6 separate regions of the Homo sapiens genome follow, and regions 1, 2, 4, 5 and 6 are each linked to region 3. Evidence: chromatin loops called from intact Hi-C (ENCODE). Cell type or tissue: heart left ventricle. All regions are shown on one strand. Region 1 has its middle 73 kb from the start of STMND1. Region 2 has its middle 65 kb from the start of STMND1. Region 3 holds the start of RBM24 (RNA binding motif protein 24). Region 4 overlaps CAP2 (cyclase associated actin cytoskeleton regulatory protein 2). Region 5 overlaps CAP2 (cyclase associated actin cytoskeleton regulatory protein 2). Region 6 has its middle 79 kb from the start of RBM24.

Evidence for each region. A loop is a pair of places that touch in the nucleus more often than their neighbours do. Peaks named below come from ENCODE experiments on the same cell type or tissue, not always from the same donor. Only the 100,000 strongest peaks of a DNase experiment are listed, where the experiment ranks them.
Region 1: a loop joins it to region 3, with 2.1 times the contacts of the local background. A loop is called at or near these places in 31 of 110 quality-filtered maps.
Region 2: it touches region 3 in a loop (5-fold over the local background); 33 of 110 quality-filtered maps call a loop at or near these places.
Region 4: it touches region 3 in a loop (2.6-fold over the local background); 9 of 110 quality-filtered maps call a loop at or near these places.
Region 5: it touches region 3 in a loop (2.4-fold over the local background); 21 of 110 quality-filtered maps call a loop at or near these places.
Region 6: a loop joins it to region 3, with 2.3 times the contacts of the local background. A loop is called at or near these places in 12 of 110 quality-filtered maps.

What each region holds. Positions count from the first base shown.
Region 1 is chr6:17,172,690-17,177,689 of GRCh38, reverse strand. No RefSeq gene overlaps it. Among named protein-coding and RNA genes, the nearest start is that of STMND1, 73 kb to the right of the region's middle. In heart left ventricle, no CTCF peak of the experiment used is centred here; no DNase peak of the experiment used is centred here.
Region 2 is chr6:17,164,749-17,169,748 of GRCh38, reverse strand. No RefSeq gene overlaps it. Among named protein-coding and RNA genes, the nearest start is that of STMND1, 65 kb to the right of the region's middle. In heart left ventricle, a CTCF peak has its summit at 2,180 (motif pointing right); a DNase peak (open chromatin) is centred at 2,208; H3K27ac peaks cover 250 bases.
Region 3 is chr6:17,278,891-17,283,890 of GRCh38, reverse strand. RBM24 (RNA binding motif protein 24) reads right to left here and starts at 2,530. Exons shown (of 4, transcript NM_001143942.2): 1 at 2,142-2,530; 2 at 963-1,086. The coding sequence starts at 2,309. In heart left ventricle, a CTCF peak has its summit at 2,607; DNase peaks (open chromatin) are centred at 2,020, 2,550 and 3,000; H3K4me3 peaks cover 4,450 bases; H3K27ac peaks cover 3,974 bases.
Region 4 is chr6:17,425,114-17,430,113 of GRCh38, reverse strand. CAP2 (cyclase associated actin cytoskeleton regulatory protein 2) reads right to left here. Exons shown (of 13, transcript NM_006366.3): 3 at 3,424-3,524. Among named protein-coding and RNA genes, the nearest start is that of CAP2, 34 kb to the right of the region's middle. In heart left ventricle, no CTCF peak of the experiment used is centred here; no DNase peak of the experiment used is centred here; H3K27ac peaks cover 708 bases.
Region 5 is chr6:17,467,242-17,472,241 of GRCh38, reverse strand. All of the region lies in intron 4 of CAP2 (cyclase associated actin cytoskeleton regulatory protein 2), which reads right to left. Among named protein-coding and RNA genes, the nearest start is that of CAP2, 76 kb to the right of the region's middle. In heart left ventricle, a CTCF peak has its summit at 2,641; no DNase peak of the experiment used is centred here.
Region 6 is chr6:17,199,376-17,204,375 of GRCh38, reverse strand. No RefSeq gene overlaps it. Among named protein-coding and RNA genes, the nearest start is that of RBM24, 79 kb to the left of the region's middle. In heart left ventricle, no CTCF peak of the experiment used is centred here; no DNase peak of the experiment used is centred here; H3K27ac peaks cover 757 bases.

The DNA.
Region 1 (5,000 bases), 110 kb after region 3:
GACAATGAAACGTCTTATGGCTCAAATCTCCACTGGCCTGGTATTCTGTTACTTGCAACTAAACATGCTTAACTGAGCACATTAAGTACAAACAGAACTAAAGGATGTTAGTAGGATTAGGTTCAACCATGATGTACAGAAATCCCAAAACAGCAGTGTGTCAAAGGAGATAGAAGTTTGTTTCTCTCTCATATGAGAGTCTGGAAGCAAATCCAGTTGATGTAGTCATCAAATGCTCATTCTAGCTTGTTAATCAGCAGCCCGTGGCCTCTTTCTCCAAGGTCACCTGTAGTCTATGTTGGTTGCTCCAGTTCTAGCCACCATCTTTTTTTTCATTCATCAAGAAGGAACAAAGGGAAGAAGGGGCACAGGCATGTGGCTTACGTCAACATGTCCAAGAAATAAAGGTCTTCAGGGATCAGACCCAGATATCTGGTGTATCTACAGGTTTCTGCATAAGGTATTGAAGGAGGTTCTCCCCACTTCAGAGGCACCCATGGTGTGTCCTTTTGGGAGTACTGACCAGAGGCAGTGTCTGCCTGGCAGGTTGGTACGTGGTGGGAGCCACAGCAAGAAGCTCAGTCCCCTCATTTCTCATGCAAGCAGGGTCAGTAGAGTGTGGATGTGAATAAGTGCTGGTGAAATACCCTAGGGTGGAGGCTTGATGTGGGAAAGGGGAGCAGGAGGCCCCAGAGGGAAGCGACTGCAGAATCACGATCATCAGTGTGGCTTCTTTATGCCTCCAGGTCAGCATGAACTGGGAAATGGAGGCCACGCAACTATGTGGTCTGAGTTATAATTGATAAAGACCAGGCCAGGCATGGTCGCTCATGCCTGTAATCCCAGCACTTTGGGAGGCTGAGGCGGGTGGATCAGTTGAGGTCAGGAGTTCAATACCAGCCTAGCCAAGATGTCAACACCCTTCTCTACTAAAAATACAAAAATTAGCCTGGTAGTGTGCACCTGTAATCCCAGCTACTGGGGAAGTTGAGGCATGAGAATCACTTGAACCCAGGAGGCAGAGGTTTCAGTGAGCTAATATCACACCACTGCACTCCAGCCTGGGCAAGACAGTGAGACCCTGTCTCAAAAAATGAATGATAAAGATGGAGGAATGAGGACAGGAACACAAAGAGGTAGTGAAAGACATGAGCACTGTCAACTTTCCAGCTGCTCTGAGCTCACCCTACTTCCAAAATTAACCCCAATTCTTAGAGGGGTCCTGACAAGGGCGTGGCTGAGGCTGAGATGGTTTCCCTGGTCACTAGAAGATAGCTAAGGAAGCAGAGGCCTAGGGCCAAACTCTCTGGACTGTTACAGTTCAACTCCCTGAGCAGATGAGACATAGCAGACAAAAACAGAGCCCGGTTTGAAGCTGGCCCTTTGGTTCCTTAGTTCTTTGGTCAAGTTACTTAACCTCACTCCACTTCAGAGGAGCACCTCTCTGTGGCAGAACGGGGTTTTCTTTTGCCCTCCCAATTCTTCTCCCCTCTCCTTGACCATCTTCAGTCTAGGTGCTGAATGGGTGCACAAGAAGACAGAGAAAAGACCAAAGCTTTGTTTGGATAACCGATTGAAGTTTTGCTGTGAACGGTGGTTATGTTAGCAAGAGGAGGTTTTTTCCTGTAGATGCTCCATGCTGGGGATGCTTCTTCTTGGACCCAATAAAGGCTTGGCAAGGCCTTCTCAGGACATACAGAACTGACACTCAGAACACTGAGGATCTCACGGTGCCCCTCCTGTCTACAAGGGGCAACCAACTCCCATGGGGGGAGAACATAGGGGAGAAAGGGCCAGAAGGATCCTGAGTGAGGGGGCCAGAGGATGAGACCAGAAAGAGAAGGATCACTCAGATGCATCTTAGCCGACAAGCTGAAAGGTTCTCAATCGGAAAAGAAATGTTTTGCATCATCTTCTTGCCATCTTTTTTCTTTTTTGGTAGTGGACTATTCTTGTACATTCTTGCATATGTTTGTGAATTTAACGAAGGGTTTGCATATCTCAGAGGGAACTGAATGAGCTAATGTATCCAAAGCACTAAGCACAGTGCCTGGCACATGGTGAGCAACCAACAAGTGTCAGTTACTGTATTTCTTTCTTTCTTTCTCTTTTTGAGGCAGATTCTCTCCCTGTCACCCAGGATGGAGTGCAGTAGCACGATCTCGATTCACTGCAGCTTCTGCCTCCTGGGTTCAAGCGATTCTCATGCCTCAGCCTCCTGAGTAGCTGGAATTACAAGCACATGACACCATGCCCAGCTAAGTTACTGTATCTGGAGTGGAAGAGATCATGGTTCTCATCTCAGTCCTGTGAACTACATGGCCTCAATGCTTATCTGGGACTTTGTTTCCTTACCTGTATACTGAGGACTTTGAGTGAGGGGATCTCTAAGGTCTGTTTTAGCTCTCATGGCTTTGTGTGATTGGGATGCAGGGCTAGGAAGATGGTGGGGGAATATATACAGCCAAGATGAGGAAAGCATTTTTGACATGATCTTGCCTGATGGGAATCAGTTGGGTGGGTTGGTGGCAGGAGCTCTCGGGGGAACTGAGTTCTTGCTCTGAAGTCCCTCTAAAGGCACCCAAATCCTAACCTGGAGAATCCCAGGGTGAATGTTTCTTCTTGTTCAGAAGGGAAGCTGTGTCTAGTCCTCAAATATTCCCCCCATATAGGACATTCTACCAACTGAGGATTTGTTTTTAAGGATCCTCTTTAAAAATGGAAATGTTTTGGGGAAATGGTGGTATCATCCTTTTTTTTTTTTTTTTTTTTTTTTGCCTCGGCCACCTGAGTAGGTGGGATTACCGGCATGCGCTACTACGCCCAGGTAATTTTTGTATTTTTAGTAGAGATGAGGTTTCACCATGTTGGCCAGGATGGTCTTGGTCTCCTGACCTCATGATCTGCCCGCCTTGGCCTCCCAAAGTGCTGGAATTACAGGCGTAAGCCACCCCGCTGGCGTTTTTTTTTTTTTTTTTTTTTTTTTTTTTTGAGATGGAGTTTTGCTCTTGTTGCCTAGGCTGGAGTGCAGTGGCAGATATCAGCTCACTGCAGCCTCCGCTTCCTGGGTTCAATCGATTCTCGTGCCTCAGCCTCCCGAGTAGCTGGGATTACAAGCACGTGTCACCACGCCTGGCTAATTTTGTATTTTCAGTAGAGCCGGGATTTCTCCACGTTGGTCAGGCTGGTCTCGGACTCCCGACCTCAGGTGATCCGCCTGCCTCAGCCTCCCAGAGTGCTGGGATTACAGATGTGAGCCACCGCACCCGGTCACTATCATCTTTTCTAATAAGAACTGGTTCAGGCTGGGCGCAGTGGCTCACGCCTGTAATCCCAGCACTTTGGAAGGCTGTGGTGGGTGGATCACCAGGTCAGGAGTTTGAGATCAGCCTGGCTAACATGGCGAAAACTAGTCTCTACTAAAACTACAAAAATTAGCCGGGTGTGGTGGCAGGCTCCTGTGATCCCAGCTGCTCGGGAGGCTGAGGCAGGAGAATCGCTTGAACCCGGGAGGCAGAGATTGTAGTGAGCCGAGATCGCACCATTGCACTCCAGCCTGGGCGACAGAGCGAGACTCTGTCTCAAAAAAACAAAAACAAAAACAGAAACAAAACAGACGTTTATTCTCTCACAGTTCTGGAGGCTAGAACTCCAAAATTAAGGTGTCAGCAGAGCCAAGCTCCCCATGAAGGCTTTAGAGAAGAATCCTTCTTTGCCTCTTCCTAGCTTCTGGTGGCCCCAGCACTCCGCAACTTGTGGCAGCCTCCCTCTGATCTCTGCCTTTCTCTTCGCATGGCTTCCTTCGCTGTCCATGTCTGTCTGTGTCTTCTTCTCTTGTAATAAGCACATCAGTCATTAGATTTACAGCCTACCCTAAATCCAGGATAATTTAATCTCGAGGTTCTAGCAAATGCATCTGCAAAGACCCTATTTCCAAACAAGGGCACTTCTGAGGCTCTGGTTGGACGTGAACGGGGGGTGGGACATGATTCAACCCACTATCAGGAGGACCTGGGAAGTGGTGCTGAATGGGGGATGGAACATGCCATCAAGTTAAAGGTTTTCTCTAGAACTGGTCTTCCTCCTCTTCTCTTGCCAGGTAGGGTGTGGCTCCTCCTTTCAGAATATCAGGCTTCAGGGGGCAGGACTGGCACCCGCAGATGTTGACCTAGGGAGCTAAGGTCACTTTCATTGCGTGGAGCTGGAACCAGCGAGCAGGCTCTCCTCCTGGCCCCCTCCCCTGCCCCTTCCCCTTCTCCCTTGCCTGCTTGCTTCCCCTGCAGAGGCACCTGATTCTAAGGAGCTTGTGAAGGCTTCATAGGAATTGGGCCATAGAATGTTTTGAATGTGACAGCCTGGTGTTTGAAGCTTCTGTCTAGGAAAAAAATTACTGGTGGGATTCACTCATGTAAATGGCATTCTTGAATTGTCTAAAAGTTATTGTGAATCACTGACATGACTTGTATGTGATTGGCTCATATACGACCTCTCTACTGAATACTATCTTGAAGATTCTATCTCGATATTCAAAGGCTCAGGTCTCACGGGCACATTAGTGCATCCCCTTTATGGGTAGCTCAGCAAGCCCAGGGGAAGGGTATGAGATTCTTATTAGCATCTGTCCTCAGCCAGGCAGTGTGCTCCTATGCAGATGTGCTGGGTGCTTTCCTTTTATGTAAATGTCTGATCCACAACAGGGCTATCCTCTGACTGCTTTCATCTCCCTCAGATCTTGCAGAGCCCTTTTAAGGTAGGGATCATTTGGCAGCTCTATCAAAGGATTTGGCCTCCTTATATCAAGAACGAAAAATCCTGACATAGCCCTGAAATTCCTTGAGACAAATAGTTCATATATTTTCAGTTCAATGGTGCATTAATCATGAGTTGCTTTTTTTTTCTTTGAATGTGATAAAAGATCAACTCAAATTAGCTTAAGCATATGAAGGGATTTAATAGGATACTGGATTTTCTTATATAATCAAAGGAGGGGTTGAACAAAC
Region 2 (5,000 bases), 110 kb after region 3:
GCCTTCTCTGGCGCTTCATATCAAGCTTGGTTTTACAACAGAAGAGCCCAGAGTTATTCTAATAGAGTATCTATATCAACATAGATGCCAGAAACAAAAATTCATGAGTCAGGGCCTGCGGTTATGTGAGCATGAACACTGGGTCCTATTTGGCATCTGGGCCTCCAGCATGGTCAAGAATCCTGCCCTTTCCAGGATAGCTGAAGGAATGGCCGTGACCAGCTGCCTCTTGGAAATTCTGATCTAGCTTCCTGAGAATTTGCACAGCCGCTAGGGCAGCAATTTTACCCTGGGACACGCTTCTGAGCTCAACTGTCTTTTTTTTGAATACAGTATATGATTCTAGCTGAGGACTCAACCACCAGGCCCAGGGCCAGCGATGATCCTATTTCCGTTAGGAAGAGTCAGGAACACTTTGCCTTTAATCCTGTCTCAGATAACATTCAAATGCTTTAACCCATAAAAATAAATTCAATTCTTTGAGGTCTAATGTGTGTCTGTGTGTTTATATATAGACGATTGGAGCTATATTTCATTATTGGCCTTAGTAGAAAAAGCAAGGGCTAAATGTCTGTAAGATGAAGCCTATAAAGCCGTTTTACTCATTTATTTATTTTCACTTTTTTTTTTTTTTTTTTTAGAGACAGGGTCAGTCTTGCTCTGTGACCCAGGCTGGAGTGCAGTAGCGTGATCATAGCTCACTGCAGCCTCAAACTCCTGGACTCAAGCCATTTCCCACTTTAACTTCTCTGTAGCTAGGACTACAGGGGTGCACCACCATGCCTGGCTAATTTTTATTTTTAATTTTAGTAGAGACAGGGCCCCCTTGTGTTGCCCAGGCTGGTCTCAAACTCCCAGACTCAAGCAATCCTCCCGCCTCCACCTCCCAAAGCGCTGGGATTTACAGGCATGAGCCACGGCACCCAGCTTCATTTTAAAACCTATAATTATCTTGATAATTTGGGGGGAAATGCATTAAGATTCAGTAAAATAATGAGATAGATTTTTAAAATTCTAAAGACAGTATTTGGATTTATAATTATAAATACCATTCAAGCAGGCCTAACATTCTCAATTAGCAAAACGTAAGAAAACAATTTCTGATGCTTTTGATCCAGATCTTGAATGAAGAGACTTGTCTTCCACAGAATGGGGCTTGGGTTTGTCAGAAGAGATGTTGTAGGGACATTGACTATGGCAAAGCCCATAATTTACGAATTTGTCCAAAGCACCACGTGGTGAATAGGTAAATACTGCTCCAGTACCCCCAGGGAGAAATAATGCAATGAGTTAAATTTCTTAAGAGAAGTCAAGCGAAAACCCTTTTTATCTCTAGTTTTTAAATGGTTTTTCTAATCTGCATGCATATATATATATATATATATATATATATATATATATATATATTTTGTGCCTTAGTAAATATAGCATAGTGAACATAAGCAACCATTTCTTAGGCAAGCCAGAATCTGAAAGTGTTTTAAGGTCATCCTTTAAAAAAAATCAGCGCCCGTATGTGGAAAATCAACCTTGTAGGTTAGTAGTGGCTGAAAGTTCAGAGATATTCACAAACTCAGCGTTTGTTACCTGTGTGTTTTTAACAAGTCTCTGTTTTTATATAGCTTACCCCTTAATGATAAAAACTGCGTGCACAAAAATTTCCTTAAGTTGATGGTACTGGTTGATCAAGTTATAGTTAATAAAAGTAAATGTATACATATATTTATTTAAATAACTATATTTTACTTTTTATAAATATATGTACTATTTAATTATAAATATATATGTTTATATACTTATTTATTTATGATTACTCCCTTTTATAACATTCAGAGTGTGCTTTGTCATTCAAACCTTTTTCTGTCCCCACCACGGGGGTTGTGAGCTGCCCGAGGGCAGCAGTGAACTTGCACAGGGCTTTGTATCCTGAATGCCTAGTTGGGTGCTCCTTATGACTGTGGATTTAAAGCTGTGGTTCTCAACCTTGGCTGCACCTTGGAATCCTCAATCGAGCTTTCACAAACACTGATGCCAAGAAAGCTGGTTTAATTGGTGTATAGAAAGTTCTGGGTATTGGGAATTTTAAGAGTTCCCCAGATGATTCTAATATGCAATCAATGTCGGGAACCACGGATTTCAGGAATCAAGTATCCAGCCGCAGAAGTGGCAGCATCACCTCTCTGAGACGCCAGAGGGCAGACAGGCAGCCAGAAGAAGGCAGTGGGTAACACAAAGGCACTTCTGGATTGGCCTGAAACCACATGGGACGTGCTCACTCCCAGCAGAGCGGCCTGGTGTGATAATAGTGTCATGGGAATTTTTCTGGCCTGCTAGTCACAGGTAGTTGAGATGTGTGAAAGGAAGTGTTTGAAGGTATTAGAAAGCTTCAGAACTTAACTTCTTCTCTGCCATTGGTTTCCAAACTATCACATAAATAATTCACAAAAAGAGACATAAATGAATAAGGAATATATGGAAAATGTTTAGCTTTAGTAGTAATCATTTCAGTGCAAATCAACATTAAAATTATTTTAATGATATTGAGGGTTCACAGGGATAGAGTGAAATTGGTCTTCAATTGACAGAATCCATTGGGCAGCATGGATCAAGAACTATAAAAATGTTCTTATCCTTTGACTCCATAATTCCTTTCTGAGAGTCTATTATAAGGAAACAATTCACAATATGGGAAAACCTACTTGGAAAAAGATGTTCATCATGGTTATTGCTAACAGTGCAATATCAGAAGCAGTCAAAGTATTAAACAACATGAGAAAAATTAAAAAAAATTATATATATATATATATATATATATATATATACACACACATACATATATACACGTATTTTGAGACAGAGTCTTGCTCTGTCACCCAGGCTGGAAGTGCAGTGGTGCATTCTTGGCTCACTGCAACCTCTGCCTCCCAGACTCAAGCAATCCTCCTGCCTTAGCCTCCCAAGTAACTGGAACTACAGGTGTGTGCCACCATGCCTGGCTAATTTTTGTATCTTTTATGTACAGATGGGGTTTCTCCATGCTGCCCAGGCTGATCTTGAACTCCTGGGCTCCAGTGATCCGCCTGCCTCAGCCTCCCAAAGTGTTGGGATTACAGGCATGAGCCATCACACCCAGCCTAAAAATATACATTATATCCATTGGGTGGAATATTATGCAGCAATTATGACAATAGATAGAAATGAAAATTGTGTTATTCACAGAAATGTTTATGCTCATTATGATACAGTGCTGTTTGTAAACTATTACTTCAATTGGGTTTTTGAAAAGGCCACTTGAGATATCTTCAATCCCAAAGTACTCCTCTCCTGGAAGGAATGCTGTTACGGTGCACCACACATTTGCTTTCTTTTTTTTTTTTTTTTTTTTGAGACGGAGTCTCGCTCTGTCGCCCAGGCTGGAGTGCAGTGGCGGGATCTCGGCTCACTGCAAGCTCCGCCTCCCGGGTTCACGCCATTCTCCTGCCTCAGCCTCCCAAGTAGCTGGGACTACAGGCGCCCGCCACTACGCCCGGCTAATTTTTTGTATTTTTTTAAGTAGAGACGGGGTTTCACCGTTTTAGCCGGGATGGTCTCGATCTCCTGACCTCGTGATCCGCCCGCCTCGGCCTCCCAAAGTGCTGGGATTACAGGCGTGAGCCACCGCGCCCGGCCCACACATTTGCTTTCTATGTTGGCTGGCCTCTCATAGCTTCAGGTCTTTCATCTAAAGCACCTATCCTTGGAAATAGCTGCTGGTCCTTTTCATCAGAGGTTGCCATGGGTACAGACATTTTTTCTTTTTTAACTAACTATCTTGCACGCCTTTAAAGAGCCAGATATCAATGAGAGGGAAAGGCAATTAAATACAGTGAAAATTCTTTCTGTATATTGCACACAGGAGAAATGAGAAGCCCATTCCATTCATCTTTTAGGTGATCTATTCCTGGGGTTTCATCCCCTTAATTTGAGATTTCTGGATGTTCTTAAAGAGCCTTGCTGACTACCTTAACGAGCAAGTTGAGGGTAGAGCTTGTTACCGACAGATCAGAATCTCCAGCTTGAGTAATGCTAAAAATAATCAAACAGGAAATGGGTGTACAGAGGGGGAATTGCTACAAAATGAATAAGAATTATCTTGAAAATTCATCTGTGAGAATTCCAGGACTTGTATGGATACTGGAGCTTTGGGGTTTCTTCCAAACAGTTATGCATGAGAAAGCAAATCTGTTGCTCAATACAGAGGCTGCGGTTCATTTTCCTGCTAGTGAACATAGGCAATGCCTTTGGATTCTACAGCGAGCTGTGCCACAACCAGGTAATTAACACAGAGTGATATAAATACGGATTAAGTTGTGGTATAGTACTTGTCATCTATTAGTAACTTATGATGAAAAGTTATTAAACCATTATTTTTAAATGATGTAGTCCAAGTTATTTTCTACAATGTGGCCTCAGCATATGGTCAAAGTCAGGCTGGATCCAATAGGATTCCTTTCCATCAGAGAGGATGGAAATCACCTTGAACAGATGAGTTGCCACCATCAGAGTGAGGTGACAAAAGTGGCTATTTGAACCTTAAGACTTTCTATTTTATTTATTTACATATTTATTTTTAATTATGGTAAAAAGCATATAACATAAAATTTACCATCTTAGCCATTTTAAGTGTACGGTCGTGTTCAGTATGTTCACATTGCTGTGCAAAGGATCTCCAGAACCCTTTTCATCTTGCAAAATGAAACTTTGTACCATTAAACAACTCCCCATTTCCCCCTCCCCAGCCCCTGGCAATCCTCCTTCTACTTTCTGTCTCTATTAATTTGACTACTCAGGGTACTTTAGATCAGTGGAATCATATGATGTTTGTCTTTTTGTGACTGGCTTGTTTCACTTAGCACAATGTCTTCAAGGTTCATCCAGGTAGTGACATGTGTCAGAATTTCCTTTTTTTTTTTTTTAAGAATAATAGACATAAGACTGTTTCTGACACTTATTTTCTCTCT
Region 3 (5,000 bases):
AGACAAAAAACTGCTCCCTTTTGGCAACTAATAGCTACATGACTTAAGTAAAATATTTCTCATCTCTAAGCATCAGTTTCTTTGTCTGTAGCATAGGGTTCTTGAGTAGGTGCAATTTCTGTTTTCTTTGATTGCTAATACTCTGTGATTTTATGTTGAAGGTTTACCATTTTGGGCCAGGCGCGGTGGCTCACGCCTGTAATCCCAGCACTTTAGGAGGCCAAGGCGGGTGGATCACCTGAGGTCAGGAGTTCAAGACCAGCCTGACCAACACAGTGAAACCCCGTCTCTACTAAAAATACAAAATTAGCTGGGTGTGGTGACACATTCCTGTAATCCCAGCTACTTGGGAGGCTGAGGCAGGACAATCACTTGAACCCAGGAGGCGGAGGTTGCAGTGAGCCTAGATCGCGTCATTGCACTCCAGCCTGGGCAACAAGAACGAAACTCCATCTCAAAAAAAAACAAAACCTTTACCATTTGGACATCGCCCCTACCCCTTAATGCTTCCCTTGGGTCTGTGTTCAAGTCAGACTGCCTGCTCTGAGCACAGTGCAACTGGTGCTAAAAGGAGAGACACCACTAAGTAGGGAAGTATATTAGCTGAAGTCGACAAATTTGGCCTATATAATCCACATGTGAATTATCTACAGGTGGCTAAAAATTGGAAAATTGAGAGCAGACTACAAATGTATGCCATATAGGAAACAGGTGAGACATGACTAACTCTTCTTCCTGCACGACCCCCAAGATCCATTTTTGCACACAGGTACATTTCAAGCCTTGAGAGGAGTATTTACAACTCTCATTTATGTTTAATGCCTTGGTAGAATAACAAGCCATGGTTCAAGTTTACTAAACACATCTACAGAAAGAGACAATGTCTTCTAAATTAGAGAATCATCCCACCCATAAATGGGGGGTTCTTGGAGAGGGGGGTAGGGGAGACAGACATTTCTCACCTGGTTGCATGATCCTTGGTTTTGCTCCTAAGTATGCCAGGTTCACGTTGGCCTTTCTGCCATCAATGATGGGATTGGGATCCTTGCAGGCCCTTTCGGCAGCAGCCCGGTCAGCCATGGTGACCTTAGCAACAGACACACACAGACATACATACATAACCTCTAAATTAACCCATGAAGGAAATCAAGAATCACAATGGAGAAGTCATTCATGATAAAACTGAGATCAAACTTTTTTTCTATTCTTTGCTTCTTTTGGCTGGACCCTCCTCCTTGATCTCCCATTTTTAACAGGCGGGCGGGGGCGTGGGGGGGGGGGGCGGGTAGACGAAGGAAAAAAGAAAGAAACCCTCTAACCCTGCCTCCCCCCACCCCACCGCCGAAATCTTAAGGGTGTTAGTAGGGCCTAGCCGAGATTTGGAAGCCTAAATTCTTGGAACTCTAGATCCTCCTTCCCCCGAATCCCCCGCCCCCCAGGTCCCTACTCAGCCTCAGAGGCACCGTTTGCTTTAAAGAAAGTCCAGCCTTACATCCGCCCAACGCTCCCAACCTCGAAAACACTCCCCAACGACAATAGCTATTGTCCTACTCTGGGGCTCCCTGCTCTTCGGCAGCTGAATTTGCACGCTTAAATCTCTAGGAAGGAAGCTTAATATGCTCTGTTTCAGTTCGGCAAAGAGCCCTAGGATCATGATTTAAAAGAACCTACCTTTGCAGTTAAAAGGCGGGGGGATGACACAAGGGCAACAGCCCCAGACCTCGTGGGGTGTCCCCTCCCTGCCCCAGCCAAAACACCAGAACACACGCATTTTTACAAAGCAACAGCGCGCTTAACAACCGGCATCCAGCCCGGGAATGCAATTGTTCAGGGTTGCGGCCCCTCCCTCGCAACCCTCCGCACCCCAAATCCCGCCGTCATTACAGGTCTCTCCTTTCACCCCTGCTCTGCCCTGCCCGGCCCCCGACCTCGCACAGCGCTGGGTCTTCTCCGAACCCCGCGAGGCTGGCGCCGACCCTCTCCCCTAGCAAAGTTTCAGTTCACCCCGGAGCGAAGGGGCAGCGCCGCTCTACCCGCGGGGCTCCTCACGGGTCACGCCGAGCCCCTCACTCCAAGCTCCCGATCCCCGGGGTCAGCCGCCACTCCGTCCCTCCCCGTCACCCCCAGTCCGTGCAACTTACAAATCCATAGCCCCGGGACTTGCCCGTCTGCCGGTCGGTGATGACCACCGCCTCCTCGATCTCGCCGAAGACCTCGAAGTACTTGCGCAGGCTGGCGTCGGTGGTGTGGTAGGGCAGCCCCCCGACGAAGATCTTGGTGTACGTCGTGTCCTTCTGGGTCGTGTGCATCTTCGCACCCGCCCCGCGGCTCGGGCTCCGGCTGCGGCTGCGGCTCGGGCAGCGGCTGCGCCTCCTCCTCCGGCTCCGCGTCTCCCGCACCCTTTCGCGGCCGCCGGGGGCCAAGGGCGAGCCCGGGGGCGAGGGCGGCGGCGCGGCGGGGGCGAGCGGCCGGGGGCGGCCGAGAGCGCCGGGCGCGCGGCTTCCGAAGTCGCCAGCGGCCCTGGAGACTTGACTTCGCTCTCTCCTCCCGCCCCCCCTGCCGGTCACCGTACAAATTCTCCGGATCGTCTGGATTAGAATCGGGTTCTATAGAATGTGCAAGCGGTTTCCACTCACCCGGCGGGGAGGCCAAAAATGAAAAGAGAGGGTAGTTCTCAAGCGAAGAAGCGGGTGCTTTAGAGGTAGATTTTTCTTCCTTAGGAATCAGGTGCCTTGGGTGGGGTGTGGGGAGGGTCCGCGGGAAGAGCGTCCGAGCGCCGAAGCGGGCGGGGGGCGCGGCGGCGGGGCCAGGGGCGAGGAACTCCGCGCAGCTTCGGCTCTGGTCTGTCCCTCCCGCCGTGGGATCTGGAAGACGAGTGCCGAGGACAGCTCTCCACCTCTCTGCTCCCTTCCCCCGCGGGCCGGGGGTCGACGCCCGGCTGGGGAGGGGGGCGGGCCGGACGCCTGCGATTGGCCGCGGCAGCACCTGGGGCGCCGGGCGCCGCCGCCCCCCAGCTGTTGGGAACAGCTGCTTCTCTCCCCGCGCGGCGCGGCGCTGGGGCTCGGGGCTCCCGCTCTGTAGCCGGCGATGGGGTAGGGCTGGAGACGCCTGTAGGCGGCCTGGCTCTCGGCGTCGCCTGCTCTAACCAGTCAAAGTCTTAGGGACCCGGCGCAGCACCAGCCGGGACCCAGGGTGCGGGGACTGTGCCCAAGGAGGAAGCTGCGTTGCTTTCCAGAGGGGACGACGCGAGCTTTTTGGGTTAGGCCTCGGTGACAGGGCCGGCGACCTGGACTGGCGAACTGGGGTCCCCAGAGGCCTGGGGCGATTCGCTGAGAGGCCAATCCCCTCCCGGGCGCGGGGGGTCAAGGAGCTCGGCCGAACGAAACCCAAGCTGGACACCCTGGGGTCTGAAGAGTGAGAAGGAGGGCCCCAACTTTCTTTGGCCCCAAAAAGCCAGTGCGGGGAAGTATCAGAGAGGTAGAGCCAGAAGGAAAAGAAAGATCTAGCGCTTGGGTGTAGTTGGGAAAACCATTAGCTTTAATTGCTACCGCCCAGCCAAACCAAGTAACCGGAGATACCTATGTCCATCAGGCACCGCCTTCTATTTCAGAGGACCATAAGTTAGTATTTTAGCCCCCACAGTCACCAAATTTGTCTTTCCTCCCTAACTTAGTTATTCAGGAAGATTGGTACAGATGTCTTAGCATAAGTCGTTCTTTTTTTTTTTTTTTCCCTAAACAAAGAATTAATCTATTTCTTTCTCTTTGAATTACAAGAATGTTTAGTGGCTTGACCTCATCTGTTTTTATCTGGATGTAAATGTAAAAGGTATAATTTTTGAAATCAACTTATTGCATAACCAGTGGTTTCTACCAGCAGACCTGAAAGCATTTGTAGAACATAGGGCACCCCATATATATTTATTACTTTACATCAGCTTTTTGCAACTTCTTTTAATTGAGAATTCATTCAATTAGGCCTTAAAATCAATCAGTCATACTTGAGGTTTGGATGAAAATATTTGATGTGAGCAGAAGGTTTCATCCACCATTGTTGGTGCACAATTGCCTTTTAAGTCCTTTCTACGGGAGTCTACAGTCCCTACATTAATCGCCCCTGAGCCGCACCATTTATTCCATTAAAACAATTCAGTATGTTAACCGTTAGAGAGGTGCATACTCTGTTTCTCTCCAGGACACCTTTGCAGTCAACCCAAGAGGGTGAGAAATGTTGCATTTGCAAAGGCTAATGGGAATGCAAATATTCTTGTGCAAAACATTAAATTCCGTTTTTCATCTTGCTGACTTCCTCATGAGGTTGACTTTTTGACGTCACTGGTTTCTTTAAGTTTGAACCCCCAGTGGGAGATATAGAGAAATCAGAAATCTATTAAAGTTAAAAACATTTTTTTCACCCGATTAAAAAAATAATAAAGAATTTTACAGACAGATGAGAGCCAGAAAGTGAAATTGTAAACACCCTCTCTTCATTACTTAAGTTAAAGGACAGGTTCAAAAACGACTCTCTGTGCTGGTATGATGAAAGATAATTTTTAAAAGTTAGAAAAACAAAGCAGGCGGGGAAAGAGAAGAGGCGTGTTTTTTAATATTCAACATCCATCTTGTGTCATTTAAGAATTACTGTACGTAGATGAGGCTCAGGCAAAACCCTTTTGTGAAGGGAAGCTGCTTAGAGAGAAGCCTTAGAAGGGCGCCTTTGGCTGTCTCGCCTTTCTTCCTACCTGGATTGGGAGCCCACCCTGGAGAGGACTGTGATAATATCAGGGAAGGAGGGTGTCTGGGAGTGTAGCCAGCAGCTAGGATGTTCACTAGGTAAAGTGGTGAGATCTACAAGGAAATTCTGATCCCGGGTTGGAATACTTGTGTCCTAGAACTCAGCTTCTGGAAATAAGACGCCTCCTTGTCATTGTCCCTCCCATCCCGTGCAACCCCTGACTGCAGTGTTTTTATTCTTTCAAGGGAACAGTAAATACTTGATCA
Region 4 (5,000 bases), 150 kb before region 3:
CATAGCTTGGCTGCCCTTATTCCTTACTGGTATCTGTGAAATGACTTTTAAGCACAGGCACAGGATTTAATATGATGCACATTTGTGTCACTCTCAAATTTCCATCCTGTACAATCAGGTATGTGAGGGCTTTTTTCCTAGGCAACAGGTGTGTTCTTGGAATAAAGTTCAACCCCCACTTCTGGCTGATGTGAGAGGCAACAGCTGCAAGCTTAATGCCAATGACACATGGTTCTGTAAGCGAGAGAAAAAATAAACGGCATGTTCAAAGTATTAACGTCATGGGCAGATGGACTATAGCTGCCTGTACTTTTCTTTGTGTTGTAGAGCTGGAGTCTAAACTTTCAGATGACAAGTGTTTCTTTCTTTCTCTCTTTCTTGCTTGCCTTTCTTCCTTCTGTCTTCTATTCTTTTCCTTCCTTTCCTCTATTTTTTAAAAACTAGGGAGAACATAAATTTTCTTAAGCATTACATATTCATTGCTGAGAATATTCCTTCATCTGAGTCATCCTGTTTACAGCCTGATGAATGAAGAGATGAAAAACTTAATATTAACCAAGCTACACTTTATAACTCACTCTGTTCTAAAAAGAACTTAAAGGGACTGTTTACTGTGCAATTTGAAGACAGCATACAAATCTTACTTTTTTAAAAAATGCAAAGTTAAATATACTTATTTATAGGTCTCATTATTCTCTTGTAAAAAGCTTCTATCTAGAATTTTTGAGATACTCCTAATGAGTTATAATGTACTGTGTACCTCAGAAGCCTAATGTTGGCATTAATGAATAGTAACCATAATGATACAATGATTACTGTCATAGTGTTCAAGACAGAAAATGTTCATCAATCACTCAAGCATCTTTTTCAGTGTATTGCAGATAATATTCCTTTGTGTATGTTAGCGTTCAGGAGTTATCACGCCTCAGAATACAAGAGGCTCAGCCACTCTCTTGCTGCATACAAGGTTTCTTGTAAACAAAAACACTGAGGAAAAAAACAGACTAGAGTAGTAACAATAGTGCTGTGGGATACATTTGACGTGGATGCATCTTAGTGCCCAGGTTTTTCCAGAACTCGTATATATCAAGGCTTGTCTCTTTCACCAAGGGGTACTTCAACAGAAATGGAGAAGTATCTTTGTTTTTCTTAGATGTGGCAAACAAATACATTGCAATGTGATGAGATAAGCACCTATTTAATTACAGTCTTGGAGCCTCTGGCATAACCGGAGTCACTGGATCCCCTGGGAGACTGGTGTTGGGTGTTGCATATGATGTCTAATTGGGAGGGGAGCAAAAAGAGAATCCCTTTATACTTTTTTTAACTTTTTTTTTTTATTATACTTTAAGTTTTAGGGTACATGTGCACATTGTGCAGGTTAGTTACATATGTATACATGTGCCATGCTGGTGCGCTGCACCCACTAACTCGTCATCTAGCATTAGGTATATCTCCCAATGCTATCCCTCCCCCCTCCCCCCATCCCACCACAGTCCCCAGAGTGTGATATTCCCCTTCCTGTGTCCATGTGATCTCATTGTTCAATTCCCACCTATGAGTGAGAATATGCGAAAAGCCCCAAACCACAACTTTATTCAAGAATCAGATTTTCTGTGAATCTATACTGAAAATGGTTTTGCCAGGATTCTGTCATTGCTGAGAAATCTATAGGTAGACAGATTTGGAATTCAATCCTTAGTGAGAAACAAAGGCCAAAGAAAAAGAAGAACCCAGTGATACATTTCTTTTCATGTTTTTAATTGGTTTGGCTATCACATTCGATTTTCACTAAATGAATGCAAACAATGACTAACCCCGGAGATGATGCTAATATTTTTTAAAATATGAAAAGTGTCTAAAACTGGCAGGCTAGCTTAGGTACCTTTAAAGTTCTCTTCCAACCCAGAGATTATCAAATTCTGTGTTTTTGCTTTTCCTCAGGCTGTACTTTGTTCAAAATTATAGTAAGATATACTTAACATAAAATTTACCATCTTAACCATTTTCAGTGTACAGCTTAATAGTGTTAAGTATATTCACATAGTTGTACAATCTCCAGAACTTCTTAATCTTGGAAAACTGAAACTCTGTACTCATTGAACAATTTCCTATTCTCTCCTCCCTCCAGCCTCTGGCAAACACCATTCTACTTTGTCTCCACAAATTTGACCGCCCTAGGCACTGCCAATAAATGGAATCATACAGTATTTGTCTTTTTGTGTCTGGCTTATTTCACTTAGCATAATGTCCTCAAGGTTCATCCATACTACAGCATGTAACAGCATTTCCTTCCTTTTCAAGGCTGAATAATATTCCATTGTATGTACAGACCACATTTAGTGTATCTGTCAATGCACACTTGGGTTGCTTCCACCTCGTGGCTATTGTGAATAATGCTGCTATGAACATGGGTGTCTCTTGGAGATGCTGCTTTTAAATTTGGGGGATATACATAGAAGTGAAATTGTTGGATCTACAGTAGTTCCATTTTTTTTTTTTTTTGAGGAGCCAACACACTGTTTTCCACAGTGCCTGCATCATTTTACATTCCCATCAACAGTGCGTAGAGGCTCCAGTTTCTCCCCATCCTAACCAGTACTTGTTAATTCCTGTTCTTTGGATAGTAGCCATCCCAATGGATATGAGGTGATATCCTCAGGCCGCATTTTACAGAAAGAAGAAGGGTGGCTGGTGACTGAGTCAGCTCAGCCAGGGGACCTTTTTAAAAGCATAAATCAAATCGCCCTGAGTCCTCTGCCCGGTGACCCCGGGTGGCTTCCCATCACAGTGGGAAGGAGAGCCGAGTCCCTCACTGTGACTAGAAGAGCATGTTGTACTCTGAGCCCTTGTTACCCCTCTCCCTTATCTTTTCCCAGGCCTTCTGTTCTGCTGGGAACACACCAAGCTTGCTCTGAGCCTTCGCTCTTGCTGTTCCCTCTGTCTGGAACTGTCTTCCCCACATCACTCCACAGCTCACTACCTCTCTCCATCAGATCTCTGCTCAGTGTCACCTCAGATACACCTTCCTATCTCAAGCAATAGCCCTGTTTCCAGCACTCTAAATCATGACTCTGCTTTCTTATTCTTTTCGTACTTAAAACTACCTGAATTCATTTATATATTTGTATATATCATCTGTTTCCCAGACTAAAGTGGAAGTTCTGTGAGAACAGGATGTAGCCTATCTTGTTCATCCCCATGCTCCTAGCTTCCAGAGCAGTGCTGGACAATACTCTATCCATAGGCCTTGCAGGAACAATTAAATGAATAAATGGGTAAATGAATGTTTTAGCCACCATCTGCCTAGCCAGAGTAAAAACTAAATAAATAAATAAAGATCTCCTCAGGCTGTTAGCGTTGTCAGAGGCTGGGCTGGTAAGTTTAAACTCTCTACTGAGAACAGGGGAGGAAAGTACTTACATGGGTCTCCACGTCCCCAGCAAGGATCCTACTGTTCTTTAAAAACTCGGCCACCATACTGTCCATCAGCTTGTCAAAGGCTTCCACGGAGGGTGCCACACCTTGGGGAAAGGAGCAGTTTGTTATTCCCTGGCCGTTGAATGAAAACCTGGGACTAGCCGGGCACGGTGGCTCACACCTGTAATCCTAGCACTTTGGGAGTCCGAGGCAGGCAGATCACCTGAGGTCAGGAGTTTAAGACCAGCCTGGACAACATGGTGAAACCCGTCTCTACTAAAAATACAAAAATTAGCCAGGTGTGGTGGTAGGCATCTTTAATCCCAGCTACTCAGGAGGCTGAGGCAGGAGAATCTCTTGAAACTGGGAGGTGGAGGTGATCTCAGTGAGTCGAGATCGCGCCACTGCACTCCAGCCTGAGTGACAGAGCAAGACTCCATCTCAAGAAAAAAAAAAAAAAAAGAAAACCTGGGACTGTCTTGCCATAGGCAATATGGAAGTTTAATATCATCAATTTCATTCTCACCAATTCATTTGCTAAGTCATTCCTTCACTCAATCAATGTGTTTGGTTTTTTTGTTTGTTTGTTTGTTTGTTTTTTGAGACAGGGTCTCACTGTCACCCAGGCTGGAGTGCAGTGGCGTGATCTTGGCTCACTGCAACCTCCTCCTCCCAGGTTCAAGTGATTCTCCAGCCTCAGGCTCCCAAGTAGCTGAGGCCATAGATGCGTGCCACCGTGCTCTGTTAATTTTTGTAGTTTTTGTAGAGACAGGGTCTCACCATATTGGTCAGGCTAGTTTCCAACTCCTGGGCTCAAGTGATCGGCCCACCTTGGCCTCCCAAGGTACTGGGATTACAGGCGTGAGCCACCATGCCCGGATCTCCATCAATGTTTATTAAACATTTCTCAACAGCTCAGGAAAACACTGTTTTCCTATTTTTCATCCTCCTGAGTAAAGACGCTACATAATTTCATTTCATTCCCTCCGGACCCAGGGAGGTAGGTAGCACCATCACAGATGAGGAAATGGCTGCAAACACAGCACCTGACAGGGCCAGAGTTACAGACCAAACAAAAGGCAGATCCAAAACCTGAACCCAGCCGAGTCATCCAAAGCCAGTGGCCCTTCTTCCATAGCCACCTGCTCAGGTGCTATAATGACCTTACAAACAGTTACCAAGATTACCCAGGACAATCAGAAGGTAATAATGAACTCTGGGCAAGGAGGAAAAGAAAGCTGATTTCACTCATTTTCTTCCTTCTTCACTCCCCAGGGGGTGGGGGGACAACCATAGTGGGAATGAAATTGACTGCTGAGCCCATACCTGTTGGGTTCAGAGCTGCCAAATTACTGGCAAAGCTCAAGTGGCAACTGCCCAACAGGTGTGCTCTGCATTTCCTTCCCTGCCTTTTAATTAACAGAAAAAAAATCTAAGTCCCTGATTTCATGTCCCTAATATTGAGAAATACAATACTGAGAAACTATGAAAACTCTAACCAAAATCTAGGATTCCTTTTCTCTATGCTCACAAAACTATTAGGAGAGTGTCTTTCTTTTTCTCTTTTTCCCAATTACCCA
Region 5 (5,000 bases), 190 kb before region 3:
CTGCCTCAGCCTCCCAAGTAGCTGGGACTACAGGCGCCCGCCACTACGCCCGGCTAATTTTTTGTATTTTTAGTAGAGACGGGGTTTCACCATTTTAGCCGGGATGGTCTCGATCTCCTGACCTCGTGATCCGCCCGCCTCGGCCTCCCAAAGTGCTGGGATTACAGGCGTGAGCCACCGCGCCCGGCCCATTCAGCACTATTAACAGAGCAGAAACTTACGCATATTTATGAAGTGAGACTATCGAGGTAATTTGGAAAAGCTCATAAAGTGAGTCACTGGTTTAGATTCTAAGGTGCTACTCCTTCCTGAAACTGTCAATCCAGACCACTGGGAAATACCACGGCTAAATGGCTAAACTGAAACATAACTAAGCGTGATACAAAGAATGAAACCTTTTTTTTTTTTTTTGAGACGGAGTCTGGCTCTGTTGCCCAGGCTGGAGTGCAGTGGCGCAATCTCGGCTCACTGCAAGCTCCACCTCCCGGGTTCATGCCATTCTCCTGCCTCAGCCTCCTGAGTAGCTGGGACTACAGGCACCCGCCACTATGCCTGGCTAAATTTTTGTATTTTTAGTAGAGACGGGTTTCACTGTGTTAGCCAGGATGGTCTCGATCTCCTGACCTCGCGATCCGCCCGCCTCGGACTCCCAAAGTGCTGGGATTACAGGCTTGAGCCACCGTGCCCGGCCTAACTTTTTTACCTTTTACTTCTCTTGTAGCTTTTTTCTACTTCCAAGATCAATGAAACCGATATTTAAAAACCCATTAAAAATCCTTGCTGTGCACATATAATTAACAGTAGTTACTCAACAGAATATTTTCTTCATGCCTTTGTATTAAGAAAAACCCAACTTCATAGCAATATTTCAAAATAGACATTTCATTTTACATTAGGGCCAGAATTACTTTATTGCATTATGTTATCTGTCATATGGCCCTTGACAACAGAACTTAGCAGCACTAATCATGGCCAAATCTTTCAGGAAGATTCAGCAATTCTGATTGAGCAATGCTATGACATTTTCTGGGCATGGACTTAAGAAACACTTGGGAGTTTGGCTCTGTGTTCCTTCGTTTGCTTTTCCTTTGCAATTTCTAGACCTGCCACTAGCACCAAGTAATTTACCCAAGGTATGCTCTGAGATCAGTCACATGATTACTTTGTTTGGCATTTTAAAATACTGGACAATAACTTGACACCTTATCGTTATGGTAAAACATTTTATAGGGAAAAAGTATAAACTCACTGTAGTTAAAAGAAATTTTGAAATATCGCATACATACATAGATACATCTATTTATACCCAAGTGCAATAAAAATTCAGCTGTTAGATTTCAAAGTCTTTCTTGTCTTTCCCTGGACAGCTAGAGAAATGGGGTATTAGTCTGGAAAATCCCTATGAGTTTTTGGAAAGACAATACATTTCCACAGAGAAAGAGCTCATTTTAGCCAAACCAAGTGACTCACTCTGGTGGACTGGCCAAATGCTCACCAAATCTGTTACTTCTTCCTTCCAGGCATAGAGGTGGGTTAAATTCCCCAGTCTCCTTTGCAGCTAGGAATGACCAGAAGACTGAATGAAGGTGAGGTGACATAGGCCATTTCCAAGCCCAGCCCATAAAACCTTCCTGCATTCTCTTTTCCAATTCAATGGCTGAGGAATTAGAGGAGTTGGGTGCCCCAAGATGGAAGAAGCCTGGACCCTGAACTACCATGTGGAAGAATGGCAACCAAAAACACTGGAGCAGACCTTATGTGAACAAGAAAAAAAATCTCTTCTGTTAAGCCTTTGAGATTTGGGGACTTTTTGCTAAAGCAGTCAGACAACACTGACTAATAATGAACTTTTCTAGTCAGTCACATGACCCTCGCCTGCTTTTTCTCATTTAATCCTCACAATAACCCTTTGAGATAGGAATTATTTGTTATCCCTATTTTAAAGACAAGAAAACACGGGCTTAGAAAGTTTAACTGCCTTCCCCCAAGTGGGTAACTTGACAAGTTGGTTTGGTTAGAGTGGGTCAGTGGATTACCAAGTTAATTCTCCAGTAGATACCGAGAAAAAGATAGAAGATTCTCAAACTTAGAAGACATAGATGAATTCGTTTTTCTCGCATTTGGATTAGCAGAGCTAATGAGTAGAAAATGTGAAATTCAAATCCAAGTAGGCCCAAGTCCAAAGTTTCTGCTCTTGACAACCCTCACAAATTAATATGTTTTATTAAAATCCTGAACATATTTATGCCCACTAATAATCTGGATCTCTCATGCATCTAAATAATTAGCTTAAGTCCTAAGATCACTGCCGCTAGGCTTTTTTGCTTAGTTTAATGTGAACAAATTATTAACAAATTTGATGACTGCTCCATGCCTTAGAAAATCCTTATGGAGAAAGTGCTGAGCGGAGGACTGTGCTGGGCATGTGCATTCACTCAGAGATGGAGGAACGGCCAAGAAGGTTCACTAACCTTCCTTCTCCATCTAATTTTTCAGATTGTATAAACAATGAAAGGAAAGAGAATCAGTTTTAGATGCCTGCTTTATGCACAGGAAGGCACTATTTCCCTTTAAAGTACAAGTTCAAATAAAGACAAGAAAACGAGAGGGAGGATAGTAGAAACGCGCTCTCTGTCTCTCTCTCTCCCCCTTATGGAGGAATACAGAACTCAGACTTCCTAGATAGAATAAAACCTACCAGGCAGCCAATGACCATAAATCATCTTCCCTGAAGTTGAAAAACTTAAGATTAATTTTTTCTCTATGTGCAGGTACATATTGATTCCATGCAAATACACACACACACAGACACACACACACACACAGACACACACAGACACACACACACACAGAGATCATTTCACTGTCAGGTCTTAGCAGCACGAGAAATGCTGGAGAAAATAGGGAAAGTGTGAAGGCAGCAGAAAGCCTGCTGTACTTATGGCCCCTCAGCTATAGTTCTCCACCCTCCGGGTGCTTCTCTTCTGCTCCTGCAAACTACTCAGGGTTAGACTGGTGGGACATCAGTGGGAGACCTCCCAGGAATTCCCCGAATGATAGTCTTCCTTGGGGTGGTGCCCATCAAGGCATCAGATGCGTGGTTTACAAAAGGTTACCTCTGCAGCTCGGGCGAGAGTTTTGGAGTCACCCATGGTTAAAATTGTTAACACTCTTGTTTTCTCATCTCTCCCAGGTGAGGTGAGGTGAGGTGGCCTCAGGCCAAAAAACACTTGTTCATGTCAACTCAACACTTTCTACAATTTTATTTTGACATACAACTCTTATAAATGACGTGTAGTGTGGCTCTTACATGTAGGGTCTGCAAAAAGGACTCTGGACAGTGAATAAAGGAATGGGTCCAGGTCTACATCCTGGGGCTGGATTATTAATGTATCACTGAATATTGTTTTTTACGTTTGAGAACTAGAAATAACATACTTCCTCTATGCTCACCTGCTGTAAAAGTAAATGAATAGTTGAGCAAGCCAGGGTGGGGGCTTCTTGGCCATTTTCCATGTGAGAATCCTTCCATCAACTGGAAGAGGATGGGCTTGACAAATTCTAGACTATAAGAAGTGCTGTAAGAACTGGGCCATTCTTTTGCTCAAAGGTTATTTATGTAAAATACAACAAGGGGAGACAAGAAAAGCTGAGATGCTTTGCAAATATTTTATAATGTGTTTTGTGTCATGAGCATGTAATAAATCAATGAGAAAGGTGCTTCTGAACTGCAAGGTGTGACCACTAGTGCATCTTAAGATCAGTTCAGTGGGTGATGACCACAGCACAGCATAGACTAGAAGAAAAATGTCAGAATGCAGCGCACATGGTAAGAATACTGTTTTGTGAAACTGGGTGGTAAAGTAAAATATCCTTTTTTCTGTGGGTCAAGGCTGAAATGTTGAAATGTCCTAGTATTAGAGAATGCAAGAGACCTGTTTCCTCATTGCCAAAGTGAGAAAGGAAATTTGAAATTGGGGGTCACCATTGTCAATCAGGGCTGTCAATGAATCCTTTATCCGGCTTCTGCCAGGATAGATGGAAGGGTGAAGGTGGAGGAACTGAAGGGCACATTGTGGTCTATGGCCTGTGGTCTTATTAAAAAAAAAAATTCAACATGGATAGAACTGGAGATTGTTATGTTACGTGAAATAAGCCAGGCACAGAAAGGCAAACATTGCATGTTCTCACTTATTTATGGGATCTAAAAATTAAAATAATTGAAATCATTGACATACAGAGTAGAAGGATGGTTACCAAAGGCTGGGAAGGGTAGTGGGGGAGCTGAGGCGGGGAGGTGGGGATGGTTAATGGGTAAGAAAATAGTAGTTAGAAAGAATGAATAAGGCCTACTATTTGATAGCATAACAGGGTGACTGTAGTCAATAATAATTGCACATTTTAAAATAACGAAGAGTAGGCCGGGTGCTGTGGCTCATGCCTGTAATTCCAGCACTTTGGGAGGCCGAGGCGGGCGGATCACGAGTTCAGGAGTTCAAGACCAGCCTGACCAACATAGTGAAACCTCATCTCTTCTAAAAAATAGAAAAATTAGCTTGGTGTGGTGGCGTGTGCCTATAATCCCAGCTACTCAGGAGGCTGAGGCAGGAGAATTGCTTGAAGCTAGGAGGCTGAAGTTGCCGTGAGCCAAGGTAGCGCCACTGCACTCCAGCCTGGGTGACAGAGCAAGATTCCGTCCCAAAAAAACAAACAAACGTTAAGAGTATAATTGGGTTGCTTGCAACACAAAGGATAAATATTTGAGGGGATGGATACCCCATTCCCCGTGATGTGGTTATTATGTATAGCATGCCTGTATCGAATCATTTCATGAACCCCATAAATACATATGCCTACTATGTACCCACAAAAAGTTTTTAAAAATTCATTACCTTAGAGTTCAGCAACAAGGGAATTGAGAGAATCCCTATTAGTTTTCTATTGCTGTGTTACAAATTACCACAAACTCAGTGGCTTAAAACAATATCCATTTATCATCT
Region 6 (5,000 bases), 80 kb after region 3:
ACAAAAAATTAGCCAGGCGTGGTGGCAGGAGCCTGTAGTCCCAGCTACTAAGGAGGCTGAGGCAGGAGAATGGCGTGAACCTAGGAGGCAGAGCTTGCAGTGAGTGGAGATCGCACCACTGTACTCCAGCCTGGACTACAGAGCGAGACTCAGTTACAAGAAAAACAAAACAAAACATCAAATGGAAGCAGTGTCAACAACCATTCCATCATTTAGCTAGGAATAATCTCCATTGCTCAGCTATGGTGAATATTGCAAAAGAGGGCATAATTACCTCTGAGATAAGCTGCCGAATCCATTGTTCTACAAGAAGTCATAAATGTAGTTGTTAGTCATCACAAAAATATTTTAAAATAGTACTTAAGGCTGGGCGCGGTGGCTCACGCCCGTAATCCCAGCACTCTGGGAGGCCCAGGCAGGTGGATCACGAGGTCGGGAGATCGAGACCATCCTGGCTAACATGGTGAAACCCTGTCTCTACTAAAAAAATACAAAAAATTAGCCGGGCGTGGTGGTGGGCGCCTGTAGTCCCAGCTACTCAGGAGGCTGAGGCAGGAAAATGGCATGAACCCAGGAGGCGAAGCTCACAGTGAGCCGAGATCGCGCCACTGCACTCCAGCCCGGGCGACAGAGCAAGACTCTGTCTCAAAAAAAAAAAATAAAAAAAAATTAAACTTTAGGCTGGGCGCAGTGGCTCATGCCTGTAATCCCAGCACTTTGGGATGCTGAGGAAGGTGGATCACCTGAGGTTGGGAGTTTGAGACCAGACTGGCCAACCTGGAGAAACCCTGTCTCTACTAAAAATAGAAAAATTAGGTGTGGTGGCGTATGCCTGTAATCCCAGCTACTTGGGAGGCTGAGGAAGGAGAATCTCTTGAACCCAGGAGGCGGAGGCTGCAGTGAGCCGAGATCGCGCTATTGCACTCCAGCCTGGGCAACAAAAGCGAGACTCCGTCTCAAAAAAAAAAATTACAGTTTAGAATAGTTTTATACTCCACCTGTGGCATCTCCTCAAAAGCCTCAATTCCTTGAGCAATGTGGTATACCATAAATGTGGATTATATGGTATACAGCAGGTACCATAGATGTTGATTCCTTAGAATTAGTGGTATATGCATGTGCGTGCACATACACACACACACACACAGAGCCTCTGTCACTCTTGAGATTGTCCTAATTCATTAAGACACATGAATTGAGTGACTATTGTGTATAAGGCCCTGCCTTAGATAGGCCCTGCAGATACAAAGTCATACAAACATGATTCTGTATCTCAAGGGTACCAAGAAATAAATCTATAATTATTTTCAAATACATTGAGTGAAATGATTGGTGCCTTTGAAGATGGCCTGTTTCAGATTTTAAAAGAGCGTAACTCTATCACTCATTAAGAGCTATTAGCAGCCCCCCTCTCCTTTCTTAAACATTTTCTTCTTTCTTTCAGGCTTGGCCTTTAGAGAGTCAAAATTATGTTCTCTAAAACAGCCTTCTCAGTCATGCTCCAGGGTGGCTCCCTTGTTATTTTTATGATATTGACTCAAGGAAGCACAGGCTTTGAGAGCTGGAAGGAACGTTGGATACATATCCCTTTCCCTGTGTTCTCTTTGAAACACGTGTCATGTTACTTTCCATTTCGTTATATATATTGTGCAGCTGTTCAAGTTCTGCAAGTGGGGAAGGTCATTGATATAAATAGGCACCTCACCAAATGAGGAGTGTGCTCCCGGGACCTTTGGAAGAGAAGGACCTCATCCTGTGAGTGCTGCCATTGTTAGGAAGACGGAGATTTCCTGTTCCCCCTCGATCCCTAGGCATTACAAATGGAAAGCGTGAAAAGAATTACAGAAATTGAGGGGAGGCAGAGGACCCTGAGAAGCGAATTCCTTTGTCAAGTTATGTCCTGAGACTGGTTTGATGTCTCCAAGGTTCAAGTTCTTGGAAATGGCTCAGAAAAATGTTTTTAATAAGCAAATTGCCTTGGGGGAGAATACAGGCATGTCTCTCAACATGATTAACTTACTTTAGAAACACAGAAAAACATAATCCAAGGTGTTAATCACATTTCATGAGGTCAGAATATCATCAGAGGTCTGGAGCATAATTTAATCAGGTTGACTGAATAAAGTTAAGGTTTTACCAGGTGCAGTGGCTCATGCCTGTAATCCCAGCACTTTGGGAGGAGGTGGGAGGCCAGGAGTTCGAGACTAGCCTGGGCAACATAGCTGGACTCCATCTCCACAAAAAATAAGTAAAATTAAGGTTGGTATTAACTTTACCTACATTTGTAATACCATACATTTTAGAAATATTGACTGATTTGTTTACTCCAGCATATCTTCCATTTAATGTATAAATGACAGGAATAACCCTCAATTTTTGGATGCCAGAAACAGGACGATTCACAAGGGAAAGCAACAGCATATCTGACCATATAACAACAAAGAACTTATATTTATTCAACAAATTTGAATGAACTTCCACTTTGTGACCATCTCTGCACTCAGTGCTCAAAGCCTTGCTAGTCTTCATCATTCCATCTGTGTTGAAAAACTAAAGAAAAACAGAAGTAGGCCAGGTGTGGTGACTCACGCCTGTAATCCCATTACTTTCGGAGGCCAAGATGGGTGAACTGTATCTGGAATTGGTGGATTCTTGGTTTATGTTGACCTCAAGAATGAAGCTGCACACCCTGGTGGTGTCACAGTTCTTAAACATGGTGTGCCTAGAGTTTGTTCCTTCGGCTGTTCAGATGTGTCCAGAGTTTCTTCCTTCTGGTGGGTTCGTGGTCTCACTGACTTCAGGAATGAAACTGCAGACCTTCAGCATTGAGTGTTACAGCTCTCAAATGCAGCATGTCTGGAGTTGTTCCTACCTTCTACTGGGTTTGTGGTCTTGCAGGCCTCAGAAGTGAGGCTGCAAACCTTTGCAATGAGTGTTACAGTTCATAAAGGTGGCAGAATTGTTCATCCCTCCCAGTGGGTTCACAGTCTTGCTGGCTCTAGAAGTGAAGCTGCTGACTTTCCCTGTGAGTGTTACAGTTCATGAAGGAAATACGAATGGAAACTGAGCAACAACAAGATTCATTGTAAAAAGCAAAACAACAAACCTACCACGGCACGGAAGGGAACTACAGTACGTTGTTACTGTTGGGGCTGGTGGCTTGCTTTTATTCCCTTATCTGGCCCCACCCACATCCTGCTGATTGGTCCATTTGACAGAGAGCTGATTGGTCCATTTTGACAGAGTGCTGATTGGTGAGTTTACAAACCTTTAGCTAGACACAGAGTGCTGATTGGTGCATTTACAATCCTTTAGCTAGACACAAAAGTTCTCCAAGTCCCCGCCCCATTAGCTAGACACAGAGTGCTGATGGGTGCATTTACAATTTTTTAGCGAGACAGAAAAGTTCTCCAACTGCGAACCCGTCTCAGAAGCCCAGCGAGCTTCACCTCTGACTGGAGCTCGCTGCAGGGAGTTTGGGGCACCCAGCCTGGGCAGTCCGGCAGCCCAGAGGAAGCTCCTCCCGGACAACCAAGAGGAAAAGAGGGAAAGCGAGAAAGACGGAGAGCCGCCATCGTGGCCAACGACCGCGCGAAGAAGGAAGGGCGATTCATGCACGGGACCCAGCCTCCAATCAAGCCCAGCAGGCGCCAGCCGGCGGCGCCGAGTGCAGGGCTCGCGAAGCCCGCCGAGCCTGCGCCCACCCAGAACCCGTGCCGGCCCGCGAGCGGTGTGCGCAGCCCCAGCTCCAGCCCGCGTCTCTCTCTTCACACTTTCCCGCCAGTAGAGGGAGCCGGCTTTGGCCTCGGCCAGCCCCAGAGAGGGGCCCTCACAGTGCAGCTGCGGGCTGAAGGGCTCCTTGAGCGTGGCCAGAGCAGACACCGAGGCCGAGGAGGCGCCCGAGGGCTGCTAGCATGTTGTCACCTCTCAGGATCACCCGAGGTCAGGAGTTTGAGACCAGCCTGGCCAACCTGCTGAAACCTCGTCTCTACTAAAAATACAAAAAAATTTAGCTGGTGGTGGACGCCTGTGATTCCAGCTACTTGGGAGGCTGAGGCAGGCGCATCACCTGAACCCGGGAGGCGGAGGTTGCAGTGAGCCGAGATCGCGCCATCGCACCCCAGCCTGGGCGACAGAGCGAGACTCCGTCTCTAAAAAAAAAAAAAAAAAAAAAAAAAAGAAAGAAAAACATAAGTATAGTGGGAAAACACTTTTACAAAAGTAACAAAATGTTCACATGTTGCTTACTATATAAAATTCAGTAGAATGTTGTTTATGATACTGATACTATGCAAGGATACATTACTCAAACATAGAAAAGCTGACAAGATAATAAGAAATTAATAGATTAAAATATAAATGGATATGGGAACCAAGAAGACTAAATGGAAAGCTAGGTGCCAAAATCTCTGATACCCGGAGGTCCTATTTGAAAATAGTCTCTTTAAAGAGGTAATTAAGTTAAAATGAGGCTGTTAGGGTGTGTTCTAATCCAATATGACCGGTGTCCTAAGAAGAGATTGGAACACACAAAGACACCAGGACAGACACCAGTGCACAGAGCAATGACTGTGTGAGGAGGTAGCAGGTGGGTGACCCTCTGCAAACCAAAAAGAGAGGCCTCAGAGGACCCAACCCTGCCAGCACCTTGATCTGGGACTTCCAGCCTTCGGAACTGTAAGAAAATTTTCTGTTGTTAAGATTTCCAGTCTGTGGTATTTTGTTATGGCAGCCCTAGCAAAGTAATACACCTTTCATAAAGATTCTGGGGCTCAGCAGAGCAAGAGGAATAAGAAAAAGTCTCTGAGAACTTGTACCTAGCAGATGAGCCCTTCTGAGTATCTGCAGGTCAATTTGATATTATCTGAGTGGTTAAAAAATTGAAATTCTGAATTTAATTTAAAAGTGGTCCCACAGTGTTACTGCTTCTAGGCACCCAGAATATGCAAATACAAATCTTCTTAGGAGGAATATGCCTTCATCTTACACATCAACAAATT